Linked DNA regions of Homo sapiens: region 1 is linked to region 2. A link is a loop called in an ENCODE intact Hi-C map of the cell type or tissue named here. Cell type or tissue: K562. All regions are shown on one strand. Each heading gives the region's core, and the rest is flanking DNA. Links, peaks and the distances in the headings are about the cores only. Region 1 overlaps LOC105372842 (proline-rich protein 36-like). Region 2 holds the start of LOC101928796 (a long non-coding RNA gene).

The links. A loop is a pair of places that touch in the nucleus more often than their neighbours do. Peaks named below come from ENCODE experiments on the same cell type or tissue, not always from the same donor. Only the 100,000 strongest peaks of a DNase experiment are listed, where the experiment ranks them.
Region 1: it touches region 2 in a loop (2.2-fold over the local background); 23 of 110 quality-filtered maps call a loop at or near these places.

What each region holds. Positions count from the first base shown.
Region 1 is chr21:46,035,742-46,044,061 of GRCh38, reverse strand. LOC105372842 (proline-rich protein 36-like) reads right to left here. Exons shown (of 3, transcript XR_001755088.2): 1 at 8,026-8,320; 2 at 6,164-6,446; 3 at 4,529-5,629. Among named protein-coding and RNA genes, the nearest start is that of COL6A2-DT, 58 kb to the left of the region's middle. RefSeq lists an enhancer at 4,535-5,177. In K562, for the core only: no CTCF peak of the experiment used is centred there; a DNase peak (open chromatin) is centred at 3,241; H3K4me3 peaks cover 299 bases; H3K27me3 peaks cover 4,809 bases.
Region 2 is chr21:45,965,729-45,974,048 of GRCh38, reverse strand. LOC101928796 (a long non-coding RNA gene) reads right to left here and starts at 1,079. Exons shown (of 2, transcript NR_109931.1): 1 at 873-1,079. RefSeq lists enhancers at 1-12, 322-371 and silencers at 632-701, 3,340-3,634. In K562, for the core only: CTCF peaks have their summits at 263 and 3,221 (motif pointing left); DNase peaks (open chromatin) are centred at 238 and 3,238; H3K4me3 peaks cover 446 bases; H3K27me3 peaks cover 3,562 bases.

The DNA.
Region 1 (8,320 bases), core at 185-8,184, 70 kb before region 2:
CATTCTCCTGCCTCAGCCTCCCGAGTAGCTGGGACTACAGCGCCCGCCACCATGCCCGGCTTTTTTTTTTTTTTTTTGTATTTTCAGTAGAGACGAGGTTTCACCGTGTTAGCCAGGATGGTCTCGATGACCATCCTCTCCCAAAGTGCTGAGATTACAGGCTGAATTGACCCTTTTATCATCACGTAATTTACCTCTTTGCTGCCGATAATTTTCTTTTCTCTGAAGTCCACTTTATCTGATATTAATATAGGCAGTTCAGTTTATTAAAATTTGTGCCTGCATGATGATATATCTTTTTCTATCCTTTTAACACTGACCTACCAATATTATCTTTGAAGTGAGTTTCTTGAGGGTAGAAATATAGGTGGGTCATTTAAAGAAATCCATTGTGACCATCTGTCTTTTTTAATTTTTAATTTTTTTTGTAGAGATACGGTCTCACTCTGTTGCCCAGGCCGGAGTACAGTATCATGATCACATCACTGCAGCCTCGACCTCCTGGGCTCAAGCGATCCTCCCACCCTGGCCTCCTGACTAGCTGGGACCACAGGCGCACACCATATGCCTGGGTAATTAAAAAAAAAATCTGTAGAGACAGCGTCCCACTGTATTGCCCAGGCTGGTCTTGAACTCCTGGCCTCAAGTGATCCTCTTGCCTTGGCCTCCCAAAGTGCTGGGATGACAGGTACGAGCCATGGCACCAGGTCTCTGTCTTTTAATTTAGACCAGTTACATTTAATGTCATTATTGATATGTTTGGATTCAAACCTACCATTTTATTATTTGTTTTCTGCTTATTTCCTCCATTTTTTTGTTCTTTTGTCTTTTCATTCCTGTCTTTTGGTTATTTGAACATTTTTCAGTATGTTAAGCTACCTATTGTGTTGTTGATGATATAGCTCTGTAGAATATTTACTGGTTTTCTGGGGATTACCATATGCATACTTCACCTTTCACAGTCTCCTTGGAATCAGTATTTTAGCATTTCAAGTGTTTTGTGGAACTCTTGCCACCGTGTAGCTTCCTGGACCTGCATCTTTCATGCTGCAGTCCGTCTTAGTTGATACATCTGCATGTGCTGAAACTCCGCCCAACAATACTACAGTACTTGCTTTTCATCATCAAACATTATTTTAAAGAACTGAAGAACAGTCTATTACATTTCCTCAATATTTATCATTTTTGTTGCTCTTCCTTCATTCCTGATGTTTTTCTATCTGAAAAAACTCTTTTAGGCATTCTTTTAGGGTATATGTGCTGGCAGCAAATTTTCTTAGTTTTTCTTCATCTGAGAATGTCTCCATTTCACCCTCATCCCTGAAGGATATTTTTGCTGGATATAGACTCCTGAACTGATAATTATTTTCTTTCAGCAATTAAACAATGTGCCAGGTTGGGCGTAGTGGCTCATGCCTGTAATCCCAGCACTTTGGGAGGCTGAGGTAGGCGTATCACCTGAGGTCAGGAGTTTGAGACCAGCATGGCAAACATGGTGAAACTCCGTCTGTACTAAAAATATAAAAATTAGCTGGGCGTGGTTGCAGGCGCCTGTAATCCCAGCTACTCAGGAGGCTGAGGAAGGAGAATTGTTTCAACCTGGGAGGCGGAGGCTGCAGTGAGCCAAGGCTCCGTCTCAAAGTGCCACTTTTTCCTGGCTTCCATGGTTTCTTTTTTTCTTTTTTCTTTTCACTCCGTTGCGCAGGCTGGAGTGCAGTGGCGCGATCTTGGCTCACTGCAGCCTCCGCCTCTGAGGTTTAAGTGATTCTCCTGCCTCAGTCTCCTAAGTATCTGGGACTACAGGTGTGCACCACACCTGGCTAATTTTTGCATTTTTAGTAGAGATGGGCTTTTGCCATGTTGGCCAGGTTGGCCTCGAACTCCTGGCCTCAGGTGATATCCATCTGCCTCAGTCTCCCAAAGTGTTAGGATTACAGGTGTGAGCCACTGTGCGCAGCTGCTTCCATGGTTTCTAATGGGAAATTTGCAGTCATTTCAATTGTTGTTCTTTTATATTTTTGTCTTTAGTTTTCAGAAGTTAGGTTGTGATGTGTCTTGAGTGTGTGATGTGTCTGTGTTGTGATGTTTCTGAGTTGTGGTGTGTCTGAGTTGTGGTGTGTCTGAGTTGTGATGTTTCTGAGTTGTGGTGTGTCTGAGTTGTGGTGTGTCTGAGTTGTGATGTGTCTGAGTTGTGGTGTGTCTGAGTTGTGGTGTTTCTGAGTTGTGGTGTGTCTCAGTTGTGATGTTTCCGAGTTGTGGTGTGTCCGAGTTGTGGTGTGTCCGAGTTGTGGTGTGTCCGAGTTGTGGTGTGTCCGAGTTGTGGTGTGTCCGAGTTGTGGTGTGTCCGAGTTGTGGTGTGTCTGAGTTGTGGTGTGTCTGAGTTGTGGTGTGTCCGAGTTGTGATGTGTCTGAGTTGTGGTGTGTCTGAGTGTGGCTCTATTTGGGCTTTTCCTGTTTGGACTTCACTCAGCTTTGTGAACCTGAGAATGAGAGAAGGATTGGAGGGTCAGACTCTGCCTGTGATATGGGCAGAAACTCCCCAGACCAGACCTGCCTGCAGAGACACGTGTGAAGGAAGTGAGGGTTTGCAGTAAGTAGATGCCGGAACCCCGCTGGGCTAATTTTTATTTGTGGCATTCTCCAAGGTACCAAGCTTGGTCAGGTACCTCTTGGCCAAGTAGATGGCAGTGGGAGAACGTTCGGGGGCTGGATGCAGGCTCCAGCTCGGGGTCTGCCCCAGCCCCTGGTCCCACTGGCCGAGAGGCATACTGTGCTCTGGCTACTGGGCCACACACGCTGGCTCTAAGGGCCTGAGTTTGGAACGCCCCCTTTACTCACAGCTGATTTTCAAGGAGTCAGCTTTAAACAGATGATGTCGGTCGGCAGCATGTGGGCCAACCTCCCCTGTGTATTTGTCTGTTCTCACACTGCTAATAAAGACATACCTGAGACCGGGTAATTTATGAAGGAAAGAGGCTTAATGGACTCACAGTTCCACATGGCTGGGGAGGCCTCACAGTCATGGAGGAAGGTGAAGGAGAAGCAAAGGCGCCATCTTACGTGGTGTCAGACAAGAGAGCTTGTGTAGGGGAACTCCTCTTTATAAAACCATCAGATCTCACGAGACTTATTCACTACCACGAGAACAGTACGGGGGAAACCGCCCTCATGATTCAATTATCTCCACCTGGCCCCGCCCTTGACGTGTGGGGATGATTACAATTCCCGGAGAGACTGGCTGGGGACACAGCCAAGTCCCACCACATGGCACCCTCAAACACACAAGAGAGGCTCACAGTTCATGGCCCTCTGCTGAGAACAAGGGAGCTGGGCTGGGGTGGAAACAGGCGTGGGAGGAGGAAGGCTCAGAGCCCATGCTGTGGGGAATGGAAAAGAGGGATCTCGGAGGCCCTGGGACCCCAGCCGCAGCTGAACGGCCCACCTATGATGGAGAAGAAGGCCTGTGGGCTTTGACGGTGCGGCCGCAGTGCCATCGTTCCCTGCCACGATCCCCCACAGGCCCCCCTGGTCCCTGCGCCCAGCCTGTCTTCCCTGGCCTGGGGACTGACCTCGGCTGGGGAGCCCACCTGGAAGTGAGTGGCCGTGTCCCCGCTGGGTGGGGAGGGACTGAAACCAGAGGGAGCTGAACCCCCAGGAGGAGAGGTTGGTCACTCAGCGGCCCTGGTGCCAGAGGTGAAGTGAGGGTGTTCACAGAGGACACCCCAAGGAGAAGATTTCAAAGACAGAGCTGCTCTGGGGGACGCCAGATCTGGGGTGGAAGCCCTGAGTGTGCGCAGGTGCCCAAGAAAGGGCTCCAGCTGCAGCAAAGAGACGGTCAGAAGCTGAAGGCCCAGGGACAGCTGTGCAGCCCCCGGGAGACTCGCTCAGATGCAGGCCACGGGGACCAGGGACATGCAGAGGGTCCTGGGAGAGGCTGGAGGGAGGATGGAGGGGGCCTCGCTCAGATGCAGGCCGCGAGGACCAGGGACACGCAGAGGGTCCTGGGAAGGGCTGGAGGGAGGGTGGAGGGCGGGACGTGGCTGGCTCGCGGGTGGCAGCGGTGGGGTGTGGTGAGGCCTACCATGCTGGTAACTGTTTACCCACTGGCCCTGAGGAAGAGCACCTGGGATTCGTCGCGAGTGCTGATTCCAGCTGGGAACACACCACCTCAGGAAGCTCCTGAACGCTGCAGTGGTGTTTCCACCGCGCAGATGCAGAGGCAGAAGGCACCTTTGTGACCATGGTATTTAACTTAATGTATTTAATTGTAAGTTTATGTAATTTTAAAAATAACATCTGTAGCCCGGGTGCGGTGGCTCACGCCTGTAATCCCAGCACTTTGGGAGGCTGAGGCTGACAGATCACCTGAGGTCAGGAGTTTGAGACCAGCCTGGCCAACTTGGCGAAACCCCGTCTCTACTAAAAATACAAAAACTAGCTGGGCGTGGTGGCCACCTGCAATCCCAGCTACCCAGGAGGCTGAGGCAGGAGAATCGCTGGAACCCGGGAGGCCAAGGCTGCAGTGAGCTGAGATCGTGCCACTGCACTCCAGCCTGGGTGACAGAGCAAGACTCTGTCTCAAATAAATAAATAACATCTGTGTTTAGCAACTGGCTCTCAAAGTTCTTGACAAGGAGACTTCGTGAGCGCTCAGGGTCTGGCGGGGTGTGGGTGAGGCAGAAGGAGCTGTGTGGTGGGGTGTGTCGGGGGCGCCTGGGTTGCCGGGCAGAGTCCCTGGAGGTGCAGTCAGTGGACATGAGGGGCCTGCAGGAAAAGGCGGTGGTGCGGGCCCAGGCCCTGCTGTACTGTGTGTGGACTCACCGGGTCCTTGGGGGGCATCCGGGCAGCCGGCTTCCCCGTGACTCACAGGCTGGCTACGCCAACGCCAGGATGTTTCCCTGGAGCCCCTCCCCGCTCTCCTCACAGAGCCAGGTCAGTGCGGGGGTGCAGACGGCTTCTACCAGGAAGCCGTGGGTCTGCGTGGGTGAAGCCTCCAAGGACACTTCTCTGTTTCAGGGTTGCCTGGGAACAAGCTCTCCGGCTCCCAGTGAGACCCTGATGTGGTGCGGCCTGGGTTGCAGCGCAGGCTCCTCTTCTGGTTCCAGCAGCCGCCAGAGGCCCCAGTGACGCCACAGGCCACACGCTGACCAGCAGCCTCGTCACTCACTCATTTTTCCAACAAGTCTTTGCCAAGAGGCAGCCGGGTGCCCACCTGGCACAAAGGCCTTTCCTCTTGGGGCATGGACTGGGTATATTTCGGGGCAGGAGAGAAGAGCTTTTGACAGCAAAACTCAAGGTCTGACGGCTGCTCAGAACACCGCCCAAATAGCGGCCCGAACACTCCAGGTGCCGTGAGCAGCATCGGGCTCGCCCGGCAAAGCCCCGCACGTCCTCCCACGTCCTCCCACGGGCTCCGTGTTTGATCACTGTGGTCCAAAACACTTGCTCCAGGCTCTTCTCTCACTCTGCCTCCATCCAGTCCCGGGAAAGGCACTCTGTGGTCGTGAGAAGCCAGGCATGGGGCATGAATCCCGTCCTGGGTGCAGCCGTGGGGCCTGGCCGGGCTCTTGGCCATCCCGAGATGCAGCTTCTGCAGGCCTGCAGGCTGAACGAAACACGGAGCGTCACTCTGTGAATACATGAAATAACAAAGAAGGATTTGGAGACAGAATTGACGATGGCACCTTGACAATGGGAGTTAATGTCTTAACTTAGGATGCCTTTCAGTTCGGGTTTCAGGTGACCTGGTTGAGAGGTGCTGCCCCGTCCCCCACACACCTTGGGAAGCCCTGAGCCCTGCTGGTGGGGACAGGCCAGGTGCAGCCCCCAACCCCCAGGCCCTTCTGGGCTGGACTGGCTCAGCCATCTGGAAGGCACCCGTGTGTCTCTGTGTGGACTGTGACCCCTCTGGGTGCATCCTCCAGGCAGAAGCCCAGCTCCCACCACTTCCTCCAGATAGCCGTAGGGCCTCTGCCTGGATAGGGTGTCCCCTGTGCCCCACACGACCCCAGAGGTCAAAGCCAGGCCTGGACGGAGAGGGAAGGCGTGGGACTCAGCCCTGATGGGCAGGGTTTTCTGGAGAATAAAGTGGGTGAAGGGACCCTCAGCAGGGTGTGGACGGCGGCTCACCCAGGATCACAACTTAGGGTGGATCATGTCTCACCGCGTCCCTTCCAAACGGGATTCTGTTGGTGAAAGCTGCACCCCCAGCATTCAGCTTTTTTCATGACAAGCCCCGAAGCCGCGTGTGTGGAGGGCGCCTCGTGTTCTGCCCGAAGCCGCGTGTGTGGAGGGCGTGTTCTGCCCGTGTGGGCGCCACGTGCCTGGGAGACAGTCCGAGTGGCAGTGGACGCCTGGCCGGGTCAGTTCACGCCGACAGGGAGACCCGTTCCCTCGGTCGTGGCATCAGCACGGGGGCTCAGCCTGTGCCTCTCAGCAAACGCCTCCTGAGTGGAGAAAAGGAACTGGGTAAATCGTTAGGAAGCATTCAGACCGGGACCCAGCACGCGACGTCCCCGGCACAGAGAGCCACTGACAGGTCATCCTGGAGGAAACTGTCCTCTGAGCACACACTTTGGAAACCCCATGGCCAGGGGAATCGGCGCGCGCGGGTGGCTGAATCGGCGCATGCAGGTGTCTGAAGGCCCCGAGGACAGAGGAGAAGCCTGTGAGTGCTTTGGGGCCTGACGCCCTCTAGGCCTCGTTCGTGACCAGCCTGGCTCTCCGGGCGCCGGCCCTGCTCCGCTCCGCATGTGAGGTCATGGTGCCCACAGTGTGGATGTAGGGCGCTGACGTGGACACGAAGGACCACCCACGGAGGTCTGGCCTGGCCATTTCCGCACCACAGAAAACCTTGGACTACATTTTCAAAATTGCACTTTTGTTTGATATTAAGCCGGTGATGGAAACGCAGGCTTCCTTCTTTACAATGCGTCTTGGCGTTTGTTACACACCCCCGAGCACTGGCCCAAGGAAGGCGTCAGCCGGGGCAGAATGTGTGAGGCCTTTCCACCTTCAGAGCCTTGGGCCAGCCCATCATGGGTTCTGCTGAGGCAGCACGGAGCACCTCCTCGGCTGGGACCTGCCCCCGCCCCCACTCTGGCCTCGCCTCAGGGCCTGCAGTTCTTTGGGGGTTATCTGGGGTGCCGGCCTCCCCTGGCTGCAGCCCCCGAGGTCAGGCCCGGCCTCCTGACTCCCGGGGGGCACTACGTGCTCTCCATCGTGGGGCCGGCACCTCTAGGGTCGGCAGCACCATCACAAGCCCCGGGCCCCCCTCGCTCCAGCTGCTCACCCAGCTGGAGGCCCCCACTGTCCTCCCTCCCACTGCCTCTCCCCGAGGCCCCCTGTGGCCCTCACAGCCCTGTCTGCAGGACGGGTCTCTGTGCCCCCTGGCAGCCATCAGTATCTCAAAGCAGCCCCAGGCCCAGCTCTGAATTCTGTGTCCCCGACGCTCTGTCACTCCATGTCGGCCGCACGTAGGCGGAGAGGCCTGATGGGAGCCATCTGGAGCCTCTTCAGGGCCAAGACGCGTCCCCAGACCGCAGCTTTCCGAGGAAGTGGGATGCTCTGGCGATGCCTCGTTTTAGCCCAGAGTGGTTTGTGGTCTGGAATGCTGGAGGAGGGCGCAGAGCGGGGGTCATCCTGGAGCTTCCGTGAACTCGTCACAGGCCTGGGCCTGCCTGCGCCGTCCATGGAGCAGAACCGAGGGGCAGCCTCTAGGGTCGAGGCCCTGAAGCCTGCCCCTGAGGAGGTGACACAGGGCCATGTGGGTCCAGGCTGTGTGGGCCCGAGCACTGTGGCCTGTTATGGCCATGTCTGCAGGTTCCGCAGCAGAACCTGTGTCCTCTGGCAGCCGCAGGCTGGGCCGCCTCACCCCTCCGGGAGGGGTGTTCCCAAACGCCCTCAGCAGCTGCCCACAGTCCTTAGGACAAAGCCCCCGTTGGGCTGCACTGCATGGACCCTGCTCACTATGGGGGCGATGCGTCCCCACCCCGCCGCCTGAATTCTGCCTGCAGGACCCCAAACCTGGTAATCCCTCCAATGCCCGGCTCCCGTCTCTCCTCGCTCCCTCCACGCCTTCCCCTGATTGTCCGTGGCTGGGCCCTGGATTCCGTTGTCTGGCAAGGCAGTCACTTCCCGGGGGCCCTGTAGAGTGGGCAGGGCTGCGGCTCCCGGGGAAACTCCATGGCACACCCCGTGCCTTTGCCGTGCAGCCTCCTGCCCAGGCGCACCCCCAGCCTAGTGCTCTGCGGGCCTCAGGATGGAAGCCGGGACAGTCTCTGCGGGGCCTCAGGGATGGAAGCCGGGTCAGTCTTTGTGG
Region 2 (8,320 bases), core at 147-8,146:
CGGGCCCTGGGACAGTCCTGCGGCCCCCAGACAGCGGCGAAGAAAGCTCTGCGCGCCCCGGTTTGTTCCGGGAGCGCCTCTGGGAGCCGCAGGCTCTGGATATCAGAGGGAGGGCGCGACCCCGTGGCGGGAGCCGCAGGGTGCTGGGGTTGCGTTCCCGCCCTCTCTGCGTTTCCTTTAGTGACTCCCGCTAAGAGGGGCTGAGGCGGAAACCCCCGCACTGAGTGTGAAACTCAGGAGCTCGCTGAGGCCCCCTGGTGCTTCCCGGGGCCGCGTGCATTGGCCTGATTTCATTTTGTTCCGTTGCCTGTAAGCTGAGAATTTCATTTTCTGGTGAGAATCCGCCATAGAAGCTCTGGTTCTGGGAACTGTCATTTCAAAGAGACGCAAAAAAAAAAAAAAAAAAAAAAAAAGACTGAAAGACTGTCTCGATGGCGCTGTGATCTCGCTGGGTTGAGAGGCCACTGCCCTGAAACCCAGGGCCCGTGAGGCAAAGGGTGGCGGGGGGTCCAGGGCTGCCCAGCGCTGGCAACACAGAGGCTCCCCCAAGCCATGCCGGGGGCTGGCACCGCCTCCTGAGGACCCCCGAGTGGATCCCTCTCCCAGGCTGGCATCACGCCCCATCCCGTGGCTCCCGGGCGCCCATCAGGGGCTGGTCCAACACGCCCTCCAGGGAGGGCTGGAGACTGCAGAAGAGCGCTCTGAGCCCGTCTGACCGCACGGGGTGGGCTCCCGCCGCAGGCAGGCCCGGCCCCCGGGACACGGACGCGGCAGGGACGTCCCCCACGGCACGGGGCCCGCAGCCCCTAGAGCTGGGCCCCGGAGGCGGCTGCGAGGCTGCGGGGCTGGACGGGTTAAGCCTTTCCCGTTACCTCATGCTGGCCTCCGCCTCTGAACATCTGGCAGGAATATTTCTTTACAGCCGTCTGAGCTGTGGGGGAGTCTGGCTGCGTTCCCAGAGCCTTTTCCTCAGATTTCAGCGGAATGGGGGAGCCAGCAGGAGCCGGCGTGGACCCCAGGGAGGAGGCTTCCCGGGAAGGGACGGCGCTGAGGCCGCACCTGGCCCCCAGAGCCCACCCTGAAGGCTCCCGGGCAGCCAGCGCATTCCTGCTGACGAGAATCACTTCCGGCGCCGCTGACCCGGCCCGGGAGACCCTGTTCCGGCGCCGCTGACCCGGCCCGGGAGACCCTGAGATGTCTGTGGGCAGCAGTGGGAGCCCTCGGGTGGGGTTGCCGAGGCTGCGGAGGGCCAGGGCTGCACGAGTGGCACAGCTCAGACCTGGGGTCCCTGTGTGAGACCCCGCACCCCGGGCCGGGGCCCGAAACTCCCTCCTCTGTGCCCCCATCATGGCTTCTGGGCCCAAAAGGTCGTGGGGGGAGGGGCGGGCTCCCGAGCACTGGGTTTCAAGCCCCGATGCTGTCGGTCCTGCCGGCCCCATGCTCAGACACCCGGTTCCCTTCGCAGCGCAGGGCAGGGCCCAGGGGCTTCTAGGACCTGGTCTCGGAGCTCCACACAGGCCCTCCCCCGGCAGTGGGGAGCTCAGCTGCGGGGGCTGCCCCATGTCCCGCTCACCCGCCGGCATGCAGCAGTTTTAACGAGGCTGGGGCAGTAGGGAAGAAAGGGTTAGGATCCCTTACAGACCAGCAGCCCCCACTCCGGCTGGGTCCCAGAGAGACGGGGGCGGGGGGCTCCTTGCCACTCTGCAGGGAGCTGAACATGGGTGGTCACAGTCCCACATCACCCCACTCCTCAGACACCCAGAGGGTTTCCACGCAGGACCACAGCATCTGTAGGGGGCCACTCAGACCCTCCGTCTCTCTGCCTGACCACACCGTGGCTCAGAGAAACTGCTGGCATCCTGCCTGGTATACCCCAGGCTGGATGTGCCAGGAAAGCTGGGGCAGTCAGAACTGGGTGCGGTCCCAGCTCTGTCACCCACTAGTTGCCTGAGCTCGGGTCGGGACACAGGCTCCCAGAAGCTCCGTTTTCTCAAGTTGTCAAGAGAATGTCCACTCTGTCGGTGGGAGCTGATGGAGGGAGTAACAGTGACAGAGCTGGGGCTCCCATGAGGCCGAGGTCCACAGGCCCGGGGCTCAGAGACCAGTCCAGATGGACGCAGCACACAGCTGCCAGGGGCCCGCCCACCCAGCCCAGCTTCCCAGCATCTGGTTTCCATTGTCCCCACATGGGAGTCACAGAGCCTGGGGCCGAGTGCCTGGGTAACATCTGGGCTTCTCAGGAACACTCACACTCCCTGGGCCAATCAAACCCCAAAGAGAGGGTGCGGTGGGAACGCGGCTGGTCTGTGGAAAGAGACCTCATCTCCGTTCAGGGCCTCCAGGCCTCAGGGCCATCTCAGTGCCCACCTTACGGAGCTGTGGCTGGAGGCTCTGGGATCAGGACAAACTGGGAGCGAGACGCAGCCATCCCTGCTCTGGGCTGGGTCTGGGGTCCCAGGGTGCCAGCCACAGCCAGGCCGGAGGGCCCAGAGCAAGGCCCTCCCAGGTGCCCGGCCTCTGGAGTCCCCACCCTTGGGAGGCAGAGACCCTCGCGTTCAGCAGGGTGACCTCCGTGATCTAGGGCTCCTGGGCTACTGCCAGTTCCCTCCCCAAACATGTGACCCCAAAAGCATCAGGATCTGAGGGTTGTTTCAGAGCTGGGGGAGGGGTTGGGTGCTCTTTTGCCCTCAGGAGAGCAGGCCCAGTACTCAGTGAGTGCCCAGGGGTGAGGAGGGCTCAGGAGGCCAGCGCCGGGCCATCAGCCTCTGCACCCCAGGGTCTGAACTCAGGGTCTGAGCGAGTCCAGGGCTGCCCTGCAGTGACAGGGAGGGCCGAGGGTGGCAGAACTGGTGATGGTGGCTCTGGAGATGGCGGTGGGGGAAACGGGGGCAGGCAGCCTGGCTTTGGGACCCCAGGCCCCAAGGTCACAGTGACCTGTAGCCTGCTGGGTCCAGATACACAAGCAATTGTCACAGCCTAGCAGCTGGGGGGCTCTAGGAGGGAGGCTGGGGCTGCACAGTGAGGGGCAGTGCGGGGTGTGGGACACGGTTTCTGGAGTCTCTGCTCCCCCAGCCTCGTCCCTGCACAATCGCAGGCCCCCTCCTCCCCTCCCACTGAAGCTCACTCCAGACAGCTAGGTTGACAGCTGGGTGGGTGCCCCTGGACCCTGAGGCTGGTGAGGCTCCTGCGGACGCCATGGAGGGATGGTCAGGGGCGCCCTCTGCTGCCCATGGGCACCAGTGCAGGACGGTCCCCCGAGGGGCCCAGAGCCAGCACTGTCCCCTTTCCGTGGCCTCCCCGCTGGCCCCAGATGCCTGGGTCCACCGGTGCCTGGGAGACTCTGGCGAGGCTTCCGCTGGGGTCAGTGGATTTGCCACCCCCTCTCTGTCCTGACCCTGCCGGAGGCCAGTGAGGGAGCAGCTGGAACAGGGAGCCCTCCAGGCCTGCAGGCAGCGGCTTCCCTTGGCTGCAGGGACTGGGTGGGAGCCGGAGCCTGGCCCGGAGGCTGTGGGGTGCAGGAGGTGCGAGGAGCCCTAGGCCAGGGTCACAGCCCAGGTAGGAGGCATCAGGGCCTCCGTGGTCGTTGTTTTCAGCAGAGACCTCGGGGGAGACGCAGTGCCTGCCAGAGCCCACTGCAGTGGTCGGCTCCAGTTGCCCCAGGCCAGGCTACGCCTGGGCGTTTCTCCAGGTCTCCTGAGAACCCCTTTCCCCTGATAATGGGAACAATCCCCTCACCTTCCCCTTTGCAGAGGCAGGAATGGTGCTGGCTCACTGTTACATTATTCTCTTACCTCTTTGTCTCCTTTAATTTGACCTTTCCTGACCTTGACGTTTTTGAGACGTTTAAGCCACTTATTCTGTAAAATGCATCTCAAGTTGGGCTTGTGGGGCCGTTTCTCATGACCAGGTCCAGGCTGTGTGTTCCGGCCGGAATTCCACAGTAGTGCTGGGGGCCCTCGGGCGGGAGTCAGAGGCTGCTGCTAATGGGAGCTTCGATTTAGGGCAGCTTGAACCTGTGCTCCCAGGTGGCTGTCCTTAAGCTCTGGGCTCCAGTAAACTCTATGCTTAATCATATTTTCTGAGTCTGGTAATTTAAGACGGACAATGATATCCCTGTCTATCATCCGTCTAATTTTGTTATTCATCTATTGACCTCCAGCTACCATCCCTCAGTGTACTGGGGCTGCTGTAATGAAATGCCATACCGTGGGAGGCTTCCATAACAGAAACTAATTTTTTCATAGTTCCGGAAGCTAGAAGTTCAAGGTCAAGGTGCTGTCAGGGTTGGTTTCTGGTGAGGCCTCCCTCCCTGGCTTGCGTACAGCTGCCTTCTCATTTCTTCACATGGCCTCTTCTCTGTCCACTTGCAGAGAGAGAACAATCTCTGTGTCTCCTCTGAGAAGGACACCAGTCCTGTCAAATTAGAACCCCACCCTTATGACCCCATTTAACCATAACTACCTCCTTACAGGTCCCATCTCCAAATGCACTCACATTAGGGCTTAAGGGCTTTGACATATGAACACGGGAGGGACACAGTCAGTCTGTAACACCACTGACCCATGCACACCTGTGTGTCTGCTTGGCTGCCTTCCCGCCACTGTAACACCTTTTCAGAGAGTGGAGACCAGACCCCCACCAGCCACAGTGTAATTGTCTATTTGCTGCATCCGAGAATACACAGAAAGCAGCTTCAGGGTTGCTAATCCCTACCTGTGTGAAAAGCAAACCTACTGTGTAGAGCTTATTTATAATTTTTTAATAATATAATTATATATAAATAGATAATTATACAATTATAATATTTACTTATAATTTTGAGGGATCTTTGGCCTATGAGTACATGGTCAAAATACTTTGTTCAAAAATTTCTTTTTTTTTTTTGAGACAGAGTCTCGCTCTGTCACCCAGGCTGGGGTGCAGTGGTGCTATCTCGGCTCACTGCAACCTCCACCTCCTGGGTTTGAGCGATTCTCGTGCCTCAGCCTCCCAAGTAGCTGCACCTGCACCTGCAGGTGCCTGCCACCATGTCTGGCTAATTTCTGTATTTTTACTAGAGACAGGGTTTCAGCATATTGGCCAGGCTGGTCCCGAATGCCTGACCTCGGGTGATCCGCCGACTTTGGCCTCCCAAATTACAGGCATGAGCCACCATGCCTGGCCTGTTAAAAAATGTCTTATCCTCCCCTTTCCCTTGCATCCAGTGTGCTTATATTATCCATTTGAAATGAAATGAGTGTCGATTCCATTTTGTTTCCCCACGCTTATTGGTTTCAGTTATTAGTTTCTGAGTAGGGGAGACAATAACATGTTCTGAAGTTTGGAGTTACAGAAGGGTTTGCTCACGCAGTGGTCACTCCCGTCTCCCCCTCCTTTCTGCCCTGCCCCACCCACCTCCTGGAGGCAACCAGACATTCTCAATTCTCATTTAGCCTTTCTGTGTTTCTTTTTGCAAAAGTAAAATGATGCATGTATATTATTTTCTTATTTCTCTTTTTTCTCACCCCAAATAGCCTACTATAATCTTTTGCTCTTTGCCTTTTTTCATCACTTAACAACATACATTGAAATCACTCCGTGTTGGGTCATAGAGACCATCCTCATTCTCTGTGCAGCTGCATGAAGGCACTATGTGGCAGTACCTTAGCTTAGCCAACACACGTCTACACAGGAGCATTTAATTTTTTCCGGTATTTCACAACCACCAATTATACTGCATCAAATGACCTTGTGCCTACAAGTCTTCCTATCGTTGGAGGTTTTCTTCGGTGTGAATTCGTAACGTGGAGTTGCTGGGTCACGGAGTTTTATCGGATTGAACTGCCTTCCGCACGGCTGTGCAGCTTGGAGTCGTCAGCCAGTGAGAGGCCACGGCCTCATCAATACTGTAACTGTCACAACACGAGATTGGAGAGGACCTCTCACTGTAGTTTTAATTTTTATTTCTTATTCCAAATGAAGTTGAACAACTTTTCATATAATTAAAGATCTTTTTTTTTTTTTTTTTTTGAGACGGAGTCTCGCTCTGTCGCCCAGGCTGGAGTGCAGTGGCGGGATCTCGGCTCACTGCAAGCTCCGCCTCCCGGGTTCACGCCATTCTCCTGCCTCAGCCTCCCAAGTAGCTGGGACTACAGGCGCCCGCCAACACGCCCGGCTAATTTTTTGTATTTTTAGTAGAGACGGGGTTTCACCGTTTTAGCCGGGATGGTCTCGATCTCCTGACCTCGTGATCCGCCCGCCTCGGCCTCCCAAAGTGCTGGGATTACAGGCGTGAGCCACCGCGCCCGGCCTAAAGATCATTTTTATACATTTTTGGAGAAATGATCTATTCATGTTTCATGTCTTTTGCCCATTTTTCTGTTGAGTTTTTGATGTTTTCCCCCTCAAATATTGAATTTTTTAATATATGGAATATTAGCTATGCATCTGTGATTGTGCAGCACACACCTTCTCCTCGTCTCTCAATTTTCCTTTGCCTTTGTGGTGTTTTGGGCCATGCAGAATGCTATTATTTTCATGTAGTCAAATTAATCTTTTGTTTTGATTCCTAGAAAAATCTTTCCTCATATTCAGGGTATGGAGGAATTCACCTGTATTTCCTCTAGTACTTGTTTCATTTTTTACATTCAGATCCCAAATCCACTGGGGTGTATTCTTGTGTATGGTGTGAGGTGTGTGTGCCGGGGAAACTCTAACCCTGTTTCTCCTCTGCTCTCACACCACAACAACCGTCAACATGGAAGAAGACTTCTGCAACCAAATGTGCAGAGGTTTCCCCACACATCAGGCAGCGGGCACCTCTAATTCAGTTCCAACGCTGCCTGCCCAGAGCTAGTTTCACCTCCTACAGTGTAAGGGGTCCGTCCCCAAGACCACTCCCTCTTTCCCACCAGTGGCAAGTGTGGGCCTCTGGAGCCTCTGACCAACCAGCTTCCAGCTGGAGTTTGATTAATTTGCTGGAGTGGCTCACAGAACCCAGGGAAACACTTATGTACATTACCAGCTTATTATAAAGGATGTTGCAAAGGATACGCATGAAGAGGCCGAGGGGGAGGGAAGGGGGAGGGGCTTGTTGCTTCCATGTCCTCCCCGGGCAGCACCCTCCAGGACCTTCCATGTATTCAACTCCAAAAGCTCACTGAACACTGTTCTCGTGGGCTTTTATAGAAGCTTCATGACATCAACACTCCTTTCCCCAGGGTCTAGGGTGGGACCCTCTCAGGTGAGGGTCTTAAGACCCACAGTCAGCAAGGTGGGGACGTTAGAGTGAAGGACAGGAGAAGGTGAGAGGCCTCCCCTGTGGCCCAACACACCCGACATTGTAACAAAAGACTAACGAGGGGTAGGGGAGGCATGAGCCAGGAACCATGGATGAAAACCCATTTATATATGTGATAACACCAATATATACCCATTTATATATATCATAACACCAATATATACCCATCTAATGCCACAGTATGGAACCCATTTTAACTTTTTCCAAATAGCTACTGAGTTGTCCCAGCACCATTTATTAAAAAGTCCAACTTTGCTTTAATTATTTGAGATGCCATCTATATTAGTCCATTCTCGCATTGCTGTAGAAAAAAATACCCATAACTGGCTGGGTGCAGTGGCTCATGCCTGTAATCCCAGCACTTTGGGAGGCTGAGGTGGGCTGATCACCTGAGGTCAGGAGTTCAAGATCAGCCTGGTCAACATGGTGAAACCCCATCTCTACTAAAAATACAAAAAATTAGCTGGGCATGGTGGTGGGCGCCTGTAATCCCAGCTACTGGGGAGGCTGAGGCAGGAGAGTCACTTGAACCCGGGAGGCGGAGGTCATGGTGAGCCGAGATTGCCCCACTGTACTCCAGCCTGGGCAATAAAAGCAAACCTCCATCTAAAAAAAAAATAAAAATAAAAAAAGGAAAAGAAAAAAAGAAATACCCATAACTGGGTAATTTATTTAAAAAGAAGTTAATGGGCTCACATATGCAGGCTCTACAGGAAGGATAGCAGTTTCTGCTTCTGGAAGGCCTCAGGAAACTTACAATCACAGCAGGAGGCAAAAGGAATGCAGGCACATCTTATGTTCCTGGAGCAGGAGGGAGAGAGAGATGCAAGAGGGGCCATACACTTTCAAACAACCAGATCTCATGATAACTCACTCACTCACTCTCATGAGAACAGCACCAAGGGGATGGTACTAACCCATTCATGAGAAATGCACCCCCATGATCCAATCATCTCCCACCAGGCCTCATCTCCAACACTGGGGATTACAATTCGATATGAGATTTGGTGGGGACACAGATCCAAACCTTATCATTCTGCC